3 separate regions of the Mus musculus genome follow, and regions 1 and 2 are each linked to region 3. A link is a loop called in an ENCODE intact Hi-C map of the cell type or tissue named here. Cell type or tissue: heart. All regions are shown on one strand.

What was found. Hi-C counts contacts between places; a loop is a spot of excess contacts. Peaks named below come from ENCODE experiments on the same cell type or tissue, not always from the same donor. Only the 100,000 strongest peaks of a DNase experiment are listed, where the experiment ranks them.
Region 1: it touches region 3 in a loop (6-fold over the local background); 11 of 42 quality-filtered maps call a loop at or near these places.
Region 2: a loop joins it to region 3, with 2.8 times the contacts of the local background. A loop is called at or near these places in 3 of 42 quality-filtered maps.

What each region holds. Positions count from the first base shown.
Region 1 is chr16:56,770,044-56,772,543 of GRCm38, forward strand. It overlaps Adgrg7 (adhesion G protein-coupled receptor G7), which reads right to left. Exons shown (of 16, transcript NM_172825.3): 5 at 170-316. Among named protein-coding and RNA genes, the nearest start is that of Adgrg7, 25 kb to the right of the region's middle. In heart, a CTCF peak has its summit at 1,546 (motif pointing right); no DNase peak of the experiment used is centred here.
Region 2 is chr16:56,716,242-56,718,741 of GRCm38, forward strand. Tfg (Trk-fused gene) reads right to left here and starts at 1,209. Exons shown (of 8, transcript NM_019678.3): 1 at 944-1,209. In heart, no CTCF peak of the experiment used is centred here; a DNase peak (open chromatin) is centred at 1,320; H3K4me3 peaks cover 2,248 bases; H3K27ac peaks cover 2,244 bases.
Region 3 is chr16:57,165,507-57,168,006 of GRCm38, forward strand. It overlaps Nit2 (nitrilase family, member 2), which reads right to left and starts at 1,826. Exons shown (of 10, transcript NM_023175.1): 1 at 1,775-1,826; 2 at 592-710. The coding sequence starts at 1,781. Gm16892 (a long non-coding RNA gene) reads left to right here and starts at 1,863. Exons shown (of 2, transcript XR_003951893.1): 1 at 1,863-1,964. In heart, a CTCF peak has its summit at 1,277 (motif pointing left); DNase peaks (open chromatin) are centred at 1,285 and 1,845; H3K4me3 peaks cover 1,453 bases; H3K27ac peaks cover 1,194 bases.

The sequences.
Region 1 (2,500 bases), 400 kb before region 3:
CTGGCCTCAGTGGGAAAAGATGTGCCTAGCCCCTGATGTGCCAGGGTGGGGAAATATTCAGGGATATCACCCACTCAGAGAAGGGGGATAGAGGGGGAAGATTAGTGGATGGGAGTGAACAGGAGGGAGAAGTATGTAAAGTGAATAAAAATAAAATCTTGTGTTTTACCTGGCTTTCATTGTTGGCTTTACCGAAGATCTGTCCAACCACTGTAGTAGCAGAAGTGATATTCTGAGCAGTCAGTTTACTGGCATCTGCTGTTAAAACCTGGGCTTCTCTAGAAATATTCTCAGCACTTGCTGTTTGGTTGTTTATCTGTTTAAAGGTAGTTTTGTTTATTTCAAAAAGTCTAGTTTATACACGTATTCCTAAACATTTTGCAAATGACTGCAGTTGAATGAGCTGTTTAACCGAATCTTTGTTTGCTTCTTTTTTTGTGTGTAAGCAACACAGTTCACAAACCCCGGGGAATCCCCTCATTCTCGACTATCTGCGTGCATTATATTAAGAACAAGGTGATACAACTCACAGACCATATGACGCTCAAGAGGAAGGAAGACCAAAGAGTGGATGCTTCAGTCCTACTTAGAAGGGGGAACAAAATAATCAAGGGAAGTAGAAGGCGGAAGGGAATTGGAAGGAAGAGAAGAGGGGGAGAGGAAAAGGAGGGGAAGAATCAGGTATGGGAGGAGATGGAGGAAATATACAGAGGGTCAGGAAATTGAACAGAGGTGTGTAGCAATGGGGGATGTGGAACTGGTGGTAGCAACTAGAAAGTCCCAGATGTCAGGAAAGCAAGAGGCTCCCAAGACCCAGCAGGGAGGACATTAGCTGAAATACCCCACAAAGAGGAGGGAGGACCTGTTGAGACCATATCCAGAGGTTAGGCACGCCCCCCCCACCGGTTGAGAAATGGGGCCACCTACCCATCTTCAAAATTTTAACCCAGAATTGCTCCTGTCTAAAGAAAATACAGGGACAAAGAGTGAAGCAGAGACTGAAGGGAAGGCCACTCAGAGACTGCACCACCTGGGGATCTATCCCACGTGCAGACACCAAACCCAGACACTATAGCGGATGCTAAGATGTGTTTGCTGACAGGAGCCTTATACAACTTTCTCCTGAGAGGTTCTGCCAGATCCTGACCAATACAGATGCGGCAGCTTGCAGCCAACCATCGAACTGAGCACAGGGACCCCAATGGAGGAGTTAGGGGAAGGACTGAAGGAGCTGAATGGGCCTTATGTGGCATCAATGGGAGGAGAGGTTCTTGGTCCTGTGAAGGCTTGATGCCCCAGTGTAGAGGAATGCTAGGGTGGTGAGGTGGGAGTGGGGAGTGGGTGGGGGAGCACCCTCATAGAAGCAAAGTAAGGGAGGATAGGAGCTTTGCAGAGAGGAAACAGGGAAAGGGGATAATATTTGAAATGTAAATAAAATAAAAAATTGTAAAAAAAAAAAGTAAAATAAAGAACAAGGAACAGCTATAGTCACGTTGCTATGGAAGTGGAGTCAACGTGTGGGGATGCAGTGAACTCAGTTTTACACTAGATGGCACCATCCCTTCGAAAATCAAACAAGTACTCATTTGTAAGGAGGCAGCAGAAAAACAAATACTGAATTCAACAGCCAAGTCTCAGTGCTGAGCACACTGGTGTTTTAGGGTGTGGGTGTGCATAATAAAATATATAAGCATACATCATTTATACTATAAATTATAAATAAAAATGGTTCTGTGAGCTGAGCTCCCTCCTAAAAAGACTTAAAAGACTTGGAGACGTTTAGAAGCTTATCCTAAAGTTTACACAGCTTGGAAATCGCAGCGTCAAGAGGCTAATACTGGCTTGTCAGATTCCAGAATCTGTAGTCTTCCTTTCAATATGTAACTGATAGCTACCTGCACAACCGCTCTCTCATTTCCAACCCACCCACACCCTGGCCATCTGTGATAAGGAAATTGCTGTGGTTCCTTGTGGATTTTTTTTTTAATTAGATATTTTCTTCATTTACATTTCAAATGCTATCCCCAAAGCCCCCTAATTCCCTCTCCTCGCCTTGCTCCCAAACCCACCTACTCCCCTTCTTGGCCCTGGCATTCCCCTGTACTGGGGCATATGATCTTCGCTAGACCAAGGGCCTCTCCTCCCGTTGTGGATTTTAAACTCAGCAGTAGCTCTGTGTCAGCTTGGCGATGGTCCCTGGCAAAAGCATTCTCACTCAAGAGTTCTAACTTTTCCTCACCTATAATATTTATCTGTGGCTTAAATATTAAATATAAAGCTTAAACATGATTTCAAAAACTTAGCAGTGTACTTAAAATGTTTTAAATGGTACAGGGACATTCCCCCAATTAACCAAAGTTTTATTTACATTTTATTTATTTATTGGTTTTGGCATTACAATTCAGAAGTGATGTATTCAGTACCAACAGCACATTGACTCATTCGGATGCTAATGACATGAAAATGTGTTGCACTTTTATGAGTCTGGACAGCAGCAAAC
Region 2 (2,500 bases), 450 kb before region 3:
CTCAGAAATCCACCTGCCTCTGACTCCTGAGTGCACCACCACCAACTGGCTCCTTTTTCTTCTCTATTTTTTCTTTCTCTCTTTTCTTTTCTTTCTTTAAAGAACCTTGATTATTCTAAAACTGTAAGTGGGTCTCAAAATCTGTATGACACGCAGTGTATATGGCAAGAATGTAACCATTTTCACTGGTAGCTATGTGAGCTCAAGTTCTTCTCTGCGGCGTACTTTCTGCACATGCGAAGGGAGCCTAACAAGCTACTTTGGTAGAATCTTTGAGATTACCTATCTACAATTCTCCCTACCGTGCCCAGAGACGGCAACTTAACAAAAGTTGGCAACTGTAATCAGTAAAACTGGGTAGGGCCCCAAGAGGACACTAAGCACGGGAGTGTACGACCGAATGGGGCTCCTTTCTGTGTCCTCAATCTACCGATTAACTCCAGGTCTACGCTCCAACGTCCAAGCCACTCCCGGGGATCAGGCACAAACGCTTTGGGCTTTCTCAAGCCCCCTTTCTATGTCTTCCATGATTCACCCTCCACCTTCCAAGTTGCTCTAGAGGGTGAAGCACCGAGCAAACGCCCCAGGCTTCTTCGATCCCTGGTTCTCGACCTCCGTAAGAGGTACCCCCAGGCTCCCCTCTACTCTCTGGGGCCGGAGGGAACAGGACTTGGGGTATCAGCGGGGCCAAACGCCCTCCAGGTCAGGCCGGGCCGGGCGCCCTCTCCTCCCCCTCCCTCCCTCCCTCCCAGCCGCCCCTCCCCCATGCCGGGCCGCTCGTCCGCCTCACCCGGGCCCTGCGCCCTCCCTCCCAGCCCCTTCCCACGGTCCCCAGCCCCACCCTCCCACCCGGCGCTGGGAGGTTCCAGAAGCCCTGCGGCCCTCCCGGTTCCCCCGACCTCCTCCTTGAGTCGCCACGCGCGCCTCACTCCGGCGGACATACCCCGCTTGCCGAGGCCGTCCACCTCAGCTGACCCGGCCGCTGCGGGCTCACTCGGTGTCGCAGAGGAGGCTTCCAAACCCCGTCCGCTCCGCCGCCGTCCGCCGAGCCTCGCCGAGCTGCAGGCTGCGCAGAGCTGGCCAATCGCACGCACCCGACGAGCCTAGCGACAGCCACGGTCCCGTACGTGGCAGGTGGGAAGCGCAGGGGCGGGAGCGAAGGGGAGAAAAAAAAAAACTGCCCTGGCGCCCCGCCTCCAGGCGCACAAGCCAGTCAGGACGCATGCGCAGTGGGTGAGGGGCGGGGCGGGCGAAGACCCCGCTGCGTCGGGTGAGCGGCCCGGCTTCCTCACTGGATGACCGAGTGTAGGAAGTGCGAGCCGAGGCGGACACGCATGCGCAGGGAATTACCAGCACTTCCGGTTTTCCGGGCAGCCAGTCTTTCCTAAGTCTGGCTGCTGGGTGGGCGGGGCGTAGTCTGCAGGGCTGGGTTTGCTACGAGAGCCTGGGGGAAGTGGGGCATCTGTCCAGAAAGGTTTGGGTCTTGTTGCTTTGTGGCTGTCGTGACTACGCGCTAGTCTGTCACATCTCGGAAAAAACGAACCCCTTTTCCGCCTTCTTTCTACACGTTCATTCATTCATTCATTCAGGATTGAGTGCCTACGCTTTGCCGAAAGAGTGCTAGGATGAGTCAGTTCCCCAGCTAAGCTCTACCCAAACATTTAGGAAGATCCGAGTTTAGAGGGCACACCCACCGGTGCAAAAGACAAACTTGGATAGTAAAAACCGAGGCTTCAAGAAGGCTTTTATAGGATAGAGATTTGACCATACCCTACACTCGCCTAAATTCAGTTTTCTTTTTGCTTTGGATGTGTTTAAATGGATGGAACTTGAGAATTATCATCCTGAGTGAGGTGACTCAGTCACAAAGGAGCAAACACGGCTTGGACTCACCCTTGAAAAGACTGCTTACACATTGGTCCCTGACTAGTGTCTGAGCAACTAGAATTCAACAATGCTTCCACTGTTCTTTATTAAGAGCCATCCCTTGTGTCTAAAGTGTTTGAATAAATGTATTTTACGCTGAACACATTTCAATCTGCTTGCAATCTGGGTGCCAGGAATCTTAGTACACAGCAACCAGTGGGTCCCGTAATCTCCTTTAACAAGAAGAAGAAGAAAAATAAATAAATAAAGCAAAGTGGAGTGGTATAATCTAACACTACAATCTAAGTCTTACAAGTAACTTCTGGCAGACTATTCACATGGTTTAGGGACTTGTTGCTGGAAGAAATTAAGTGTGTCCAGGAAGAAAGCTTAGATGTGTGCTCTGGTCTCATACAGACTTCTTTCTTTATAATTTGTTCTTTTGCTATGTTCCTTTATGTTCTTTTCTATAATACCGTATGTCCTAGACATGGATACAGTTCCCTATAGTATCTGTGCAAAAACCATACAATGCCTATAGATGTAATTTGAGCATACTTTTTATTAAAAAAATCTACATCTAGAAACACAGAGATCTCATTACCAGAATAATCTGGAAAGAAGAGGTTGTAGA
Region 3 (2,500 bases):
ATCTCTGAGTTTGAGTCCACCCTGGGCTACAGAGCAAGTGACAGAACAACTAGGGCTACACAGAGAAAGCCTGCCTTGAAACAACAAAGTAAGACTGCTCCTGTGGAACTGACCTCTGGCTCCTCAAAGTGTTCCCTTTGCTAACTGATCCCTGGTCATTCAGGATCTCCGAGGCTGTACTTACCACCAAATATGATACAACCTTCAACTCAAACCTCGAGACAATTTTTCAAAAACTGAACAGTACTAAAGCAATGTGGTCTGACCTAAAACACGACAATAAAAAGCCTGACTTAGGTAAGGTACCAAGTAATTGTACAGGCCCTGAGTGAGTCTTTAAGGAAGCCCCCCATGGATTTCTTACTGCTTGTCTGAACAGGGGAGGTGATCTTGTTCAAAACTTGTAACCACGTTTGACATCTTATGATAAAGGTCGCTACTAGTCTTTGTGAAAGATGAGACAAATACGAAACAATATTAGGGTTCCAAAAGGCATTGCTGGAGGTGGGACATAAGAGGACCACTGCCAGCACGCAGTACTGTGGTGGATCCACAGCTCCTGAAGAATGGGCAGGCTGCCCTGATACTTACAGGCAGAGAAACTATGTTGGCACCTTGCTTTGCTGCCTCCCGCACTAGGCTACAAGCCCGGGTAAGGTTATCTGATTTAATGGAAGAAACTTGAAGCTGTATGAGGGCCAGGCGGAAAGCTGGGGAAAAAAGAAAAAAAAAAAAAAAAAAAAAAGTCATCAGATCTGCCCACTAAGTTCACCCAGGGCCAGGATTCTCAAACAGGATATCAGGCAGTATTTGAACATGGTTTTTGATTGACCCAACTACTGGCAATCTAAAGGGGTATATCGACAACACTGACAAAACCTGGCTTCTGAAGAAGGCCGAAGCTCTCCTTAAAAGTATAAAAACTATGATCGCTCATTCCTTGGCTTATCCTAAATATGATGAGAGAGAAAAAAAAAAAAAAGGCATTTAGCCCCTAACACCTCTTAATTGAACAGTGCCAGAATCTGTATAAAAACAAATGAAACCAAAACCTGGCATTATTTTCAGGTTAACAGACCTTGAGCTGTCACCAGAGTATCACAGAAACTCACTAATATCTCCCCTAACCCTAGGAAGTTAGACTGCCTCTGCTCCTGAGGCAGGAAAGGATAATAAAACTATAGTTTTGTTTCTAGCTTCTTCCAAAAGCCACCCAATATGGACAAGGTCCCGACCCAGGTTAGGGGCCGGTGCAAAAGCGCCCTCTGCAGGCTTACGCAGGAAAACCCCTCCACTGGGGTCCTCCGTGTGCAAGACTTGTTGCTTCCCCTTCTCCGGAAAGCGATTAATGATTTTGAAGATGAACAAGTCGGGGCGGAGGGCACGAAAACACCTCGAGTGACGGGCCTATTACGGGAACAACATTTACATGAATATGCCAGGACAGTGCAACTATAAACTTTTACAGACGAGGAACTGCGGAGTGAGGTGTGATTATCCACCGCTTTGTGAGGCGAGGAAGTCAGAGCCACGAGTTGGACACCACCACCCAACCCGCAAGCTGACCAGCTCCGACAGCACAGGACGCCCCGCGCGGAGGCCTGTGCTCGCACGGCCAGCCGCCCCTGGGCTTCGCCGCGCCGCGGACACCGGTGACAAGAGCCACCGGCATGGCTGACCGGGGGACGCAAGGACCCAGCCGGCTCATCTGCACCGCCGCACGGAGGACCCCGCTCCCGCTGGGAGCTGGACAACCAGACCACGAGCCACTTACTAGACATGGCTCTTCCACGGTGCACCGCAGGCCACAGGGACTCCTGCCAGTCAATCTCCTCCGCAGCGTGCAGAAGGCGGGGCCGAGCCGCGCGCGCAGAAGGGGCGTGGTCAAGGGCTGGGTCGAGGGGCGGAGCCTCGATGAGCTTTGAGGATTTTACTGTTTTGTTTTGTGCTGTGCTGTAATGTAGGTGAGTAAGCCTCCGACTTTGTGCACATTCAGTACCAGTCTACATTCTTGCCTGGGCACCGTACTAAAAATGGCTCACCCTTTGCGGTTGCATACACCAAGAAGTGATAATTACAAATTCTTTATATAGGGCCTTCAAAAGCAAAGTCAAAAAAGAGAAGCCTACGTTATGGTAGTGTGCCATAAATGGTCTGGGGTAGAAAGGTCCTACTTGTGGCACAAAGGACATAAATTTCAGGTTAGATCATGGCAGTGGCCAGGGTAACGATGCTCCATGCTGACTGGCTTGAGGAAGTGCACCTGGTTGTTTTAGGCTAGCAGGACTTCAGAACCTTGCTCCTAACTGGGCTGGGGAAAGAGATAGAGTTGGTGCTAAGCAGTATTCTACGATTTGACCTTTGTATTTATTATTTAATTTTTATTCATTATCATTTATGTAAATATTTATTTTTGTTTTGAGCTTTTCCGGTTTTCAGACAGGGTCTCTTGTAGCCTAGGCTGCACTTTAACTTGCTATGTAGCTAAGGCTCACCTTGA